2 separate regions of the Homo sapiens genome follow, and region 2 is linked to region 1. Evidence: read pairs that join two places in POLR2A ChIA-PET (ENCODE). Cell type or tissue: GM12878. All regions are shown on one strand. Region 1 overlaps SIK3 (SIK family kinase 3). Region 2 overlaps ZPR1 (ZPR1 zinc finger).

What was found. Peaks named below come from ENCODE experiments on the same cell type or tissue, not always from the same donor. Only the 100,000 strongest peaks of a DNase experiment are listed, where the experiment ranks them.
Region 2: POLR2A ChIA-PET joins it to region 1 with 13 read pairs; 3 of 35 experiments call an interaction of 5 or more read pairs at or near these places.

Annotation. Positions count from the first base shown.
Region 1 is chr11:116,979,093-116,981,592 of GRCh38, reverse strand. All of the region lies in intron 1 of SIK3 (SIK family kinase 3), which reads left to right. Among named protein-coding and RNA genes, the nearest start is that of SIK3, 120 kb to the left of the region's middle. RefSeq lists enhancers at 945-994, 1,145-1,204 and a silencer at 1,164-1,364. In GM12878, no CTCF peak of the experiment used is centred here; a DNase peak (open chromatin) is centred at 1,272; H3K4me3 peaks cover 724 bases; H3K27ac peaks cover 659 bases.
Region 2 is chr11:116,783,774-116,786,273 of GRCh38, reverse strand. It overlaps ZPR1 (ZPR1 zinc finger), which reads left to right. Exons shown (of 14, transcript NM_003904.5): 5 at 392-478; 6 at 638-760; 7 at 1,128-1,175; 8 at 1,353-1,419; 9 at 1,826-1,896. Among named protein-coding and RNA genes, the nearest start is that of ZPR1, 3.0 kb to the left of the region's middle. In GM12878, no CTCF peak of the experiment used is centred here; no DNase peak of the experiment used is centred here.

The sequences.
Region 1 (2,500 bases):
AACAGTATTTCCTGACTCCTGCTCTTCTAGAACCTCACTATTGTACTATCAAGAAGTAGAATCTTTTTCTGTTGAAGCTGGGCAGTCCTTTGTGACTGCTTTGACCAAAAGAATATGACAGAAGTGATATTATTTCATTTCTGAGGCTAAGTCATAAAAATACCACACATTTCTTTATTCTCTTGGGATGCTCATTCTTGGAACCCATCAGCATACTCTGAAGAAGCCCATGGAGAGATCCATGTGGAAAGGAACTGAGGTCTCAGGCCAGTGGCACCAGCTATAGGCTTCCAGCTGATGGTCAGTACTGACTTGCCATCTTTTTAAGTAAGCGATCCTGCAAGTGGATCCTTCAGTTCTCTATCAAGCTGCCCTGGGTGATGCCATGTGGAGCAGAGGCAAGCTCTTCTCTCTAAGCCCTGAACAGATTACTAATTTGTGAGCAAAATAAGTAATTATTGTTATTTTGATCCACTAAATTTTGGAGTGGTTTGATATGCATCGATTGACAGGTAACTAAACATCGGTGGTAACCATCAGTCTTATAAAGCCTACAGATGTTTAAAGAAATAAAGGAGGAGGTTAAAAATATGATGAGGAGACTCTTAAAACTGATGAGGAAAATATGGAAGAAGAACTCAGTCTCTGTAGAACTTCTAGAAATAAAAAACATGCAGATGCCCCCAGACTTATGATGATGATCTGATTGTAATTTTTCTTTCTTTATTTCTTTTTTTTTTTCGAGACAGGGTCTTGCTCTGTTGCCCAGCTGGAATGCAGTGGCATGATCTCAGCTCACTGCAGCCTCCGCCTCCTAGGTTCAAGTGATCCTCCCACCTCAGTCTCCCTAGTAGCTAGGAATACAGGCAGGCACCACTATACTCAGCAAGTTTTTTATTTTTAGTAGAGACAGGGTTTTACCATGTTGCCCAGGCTGGTCTTGAGCTCCTGAGCTCAAGTGATCTGCCCACTTCGGCCTCCCGAAGTGCTGGCATTATAGGCATGAGCCACCTCAGCTGACCTGATTATGATTTTTCAACTTTACGATGGTGTGAAAGTGATATTCATTCAGTAGAAATTATACTTCAGTACAGTATTCATGAAATATTCAGCACTTTATTGTAAAATAGGCCTTGTGTTAGAATTCAAGCTGTCTAAACCACCTTGTTTTGTTTTGTTTTGTTTTAGGCTTTTAGCAGTGTGAAGCCATTGTTTTTAGTTTCTCTCTCTAGTGATAAGCGGAAAAGAGGGTTGAGGAAGGGGCTTTACCGAACCAACCAGAAACAGGAACTAAGAACCCAAGCCTGTGTTCCCTCCCTTGGACACCCCTGTAAGATGATTTTGCTCAGTCGTAGGCTAACATCAGTGTTCTGAGCATATTTAAGGTGGACCAGGCTATGATGTTTGGTAGGCTAGGTGTATTAAATGCATTTTTGACTTAGTAATATTTCAACTTATGATGGGTTTATAAGGACATAAGCCCCTTGTAAATTGAGGAGCATTTGCAGCGAAAAATACAGTGGAAAGAGGATACAGAGTAGAGTAAATTAATGAACTGGAAAATGGATCTGAAGAAAATTTCTAGAATTTAGTACAGAGAAAGAAGAGATGGAACATATGAGAGGTTTAGTGACATAGAGAATGAGACGATAACATCTGTCTGATCTAGTGGATCCCAAACTTTTTAAATCTTAGGATCCCTTATGCCTTATGCTCTCTCTCTCTCTTTTTTTTCTTTGTTTGTTGGAGATGGAGTCTTGCTCTGTTGGCCAGGCTAGAGTGCACTGGCATGATCTTGGCTCACTGCAAACTCCACCTCCCAGGTTCAAACGATTCTCCTGCTTCAGCCTCCCAAGTAACTGGGACTACAGGTGTCCATTACCACGCCTGGCTAGTTTTTGTATTTTTAGTAGAGATGAGGTCTTGCCATGTTGGTCAGTCTGGTCTTGAACTCCTGACCTCAAGTGATCTGCCCACCTTGGCCTCCCACAGTGCTGGGATTATAGGCATGAGCCACTGCACCCAGCCTACTCTTTAAAATTATTGAGGACCCAAATTGCTTTTGTTTATGTGAGTTACACTTATAATTTGGCCACATTTTTGCATATATGTTATAGATCCATTAAAAGTTTACTTTAAAAAAGAAACATCATAGAGTGAGAAGGTGAGCCACAACTTGGGAAATGTACTAACAAAGGTTTGTTAGCCAGAATATAAAAGAACTCCTCAAATAAAAAAAAAAATTAGGAAAAATGGAAATAGGAAAGTCATGAAAAAGTTAATTTTACAGGAGTAGAAACAAATGGTTCATGAACATATGAAAGATCCTCAACCCTTTTAGTAATCAAGAAAATGCAAATTAAAATGGCAAGGAACTGTCTATCTCCTGCTCGTCTCCTTTCCCCCACCAAACAGGGAAAAATTAAAAATATAGTTACAGTTGTTAGAGATGATATGAGCAGTAGGAGCAGTCATACTGTTAGGTACCTTCATTTTTGAA
Region 2 (2,500 bases), 200 kb after region 1:
TCCCCTTGGGTTATCTGTGTTTCCTGAGTATTCCACTGCATCTTATATTTATTATGACAGAAGTAATATATTATAGCTGCATCTTTAGTTATTTGTCTCCTTAATTGGTTGGGGAGTCCCATGAGAGGACTGATATATATACTATTATATCTCTAACGTGGCATGAGTGCCTGGGCTAAATGGTTGAATGAGTGAGAAAAAGGAGGCTCACCTGTCACCACCCGTCAACTTCAGGCTTGTTTGCTACATCTCATTGTGAAGCCTGAGTCACTCTGTTTCCACTCACACTGAGATAGGTGGTGACTTCCTAATGGAAGTAACATGGGCATGACAAGGGGCAGGGCATAAGGTACACCACCAGGGCTGATGCTTTACTCTCTGTTCATGGCAGGCAAACAAAGATGCTACAGCTGAAAGAATTGATGAGTTCATTGTCAAACTGAAGGAGCTAAAGCAAGTAGCCTCCCCTTTCACTCTGGTGAGTATTGAGAGGCTGGAGTTGCCCTTGATTAGGGGAGGAGGGACCATTAAGACTGCTGGGATTTTCCACTGTGATGCCTGCGTGGTCTGATAGTAGGTGATGTAGGATTGTTTATGATTTTCTTTTGCAGTGACTCTCTCTTCTCCCATTTGTTAGATCATTGATGATCCCTCAGGGAACAGTTTTGTGGAAAACCCACATGCTCCTCAGAAAGATGATGCCCTGGTGATCACACACTACAACCGGACCCGACAGCAGGAAGAGATGCTGGGGCTTCAAGTAAGTGGACTGAAGGATCCAGAAGAATGCTCTGGAATTATCGCGCACTCTGGATTGCTTGGAGTCAGTGGAACTTATTTTGCTGCTGCTGCTCTGTGTGCCCTATCTCAGCTTGTTTGTGCTTCTCATCTTGCTTATGTCCAGGACTTGGGTAAACTTCACAGAAAGGATGGCAGTGGCTGTGATCCTATCTTAAGTCCTGTTCTTCCTTTGGTTGGGGCTTTACTTTGTGGTTTCTCTAACTGATGAGGTGGCACCTGACATAACTGATGAGGTGGCACCTGAGCATTTCTCCCACTCCAGGGCAGGGTGTTGGGGACACTGAGGTATACCTGCCAACTTGCGACCTGCATCTTTGCTATTTTAGGAAGAAGCACCAGCAGAGAAGCCAGAAGAGGAAGATCTCAGAAATGAAGTGAGTCACATTGGCTACTGGTGAGGAAGGAGCAGAGTTGTGGGCTGAGACTGATGCTGTTCAGCATCTGTCTTCCTTGTCACCAACATAGATGACCACTAGCATACCAACTGAGTGTCTTTAGCCTGAACATCCCATCTGGGAGGGCTCACCCTTTGTCCTCATGTTGTGTTCCAGGTGCTCCAGTTCAGCACAAACTGCCCAGAATGCAATGCCCCCGCTCAGACCAACATGAAGCTAGTACGTATCTTTTGCCAAGCAGTTGGGTTGCTCTTCATCTGACTCAGGCATGAAGATTATAATCAGGCTGGGAGCATCCCTTTCAAGGAAAACACATGCTTTATACCCAGTGATAAGGAAGATATTATCTTTGATTAGACTGTGTACCTTGGGTTTTGTGTTCAAAGAGAAAATTAGGCCATGGTCACTAGGCTGTGTGTGTGTGACCTGAGCCATGCCTTCAAATGTGTGAACAGGGATTGCCATGGGTTGGGAACTTGCCCTCTTCTGGAGGACTCTGTGGGCTGCCTCTTGTGAATATTTCCTGCAGTTCTGGGACCAGCATATGTTTGTGTGGGGTTTGGCTTTGTTTTTCCCCAGATGGTGGTCTTGTTCGCCTGGAAGTAGATTTCCTTAACTCCGTTTTCCAGAAATCCCTCACTTTAAGGAGGTTATCATCATGGCTACCAACTGCGAGAACTGTGGGCATCGGACCAATGAGGTGGGTGGGCGCCATTATTTGGGAAGAAGACTAGCTTAAGGGTAACCCCCTTTTAACTATCATTCTTCCTAAGTACTTCAGTACTCGGGGGCAGGGGGTGTAGAGTAGCTTGGGTCTTTTTCTTAGGTCTAGTGCAGGGTGATGAGCCCTTGAAGGAATGGGAATTAGCCTAGAGAAGAAAAGTTAGAGATTCTATAACTTGTTTAAGACATATTAAAGGTTGATGATATGGAAGAGAGAAGTCTTTTGACCCACTCCTCAGAGGTGTGGAAGTTCAGGGAGGCAGACTTTGACTTCACAATGAAGAACTCAATAGAGCTGTCTGAAAATAGAATGAGCTGCCTTAGAGAATTATAAATTCCCTTCCCCTGAGTGTATCTGAGTATAAGCTAATTAAATTCTTTAACCAGAATATTATAAAGGAGACCCACACATTGGATGCAGTGGATGAAAGGACTGCAATAAATGCTTAAAAGTCTCTTTCAACCCCAAAAGTCTTTTTTTTTTTTTTTTTTTTAAGGTAAATTCAGAGTTTATTGGCAATTTGGGATAAGTTTTGGCACGTTACCAGGGTTGGGCACTGTTCCTGGCCAGCTCTTGGTGT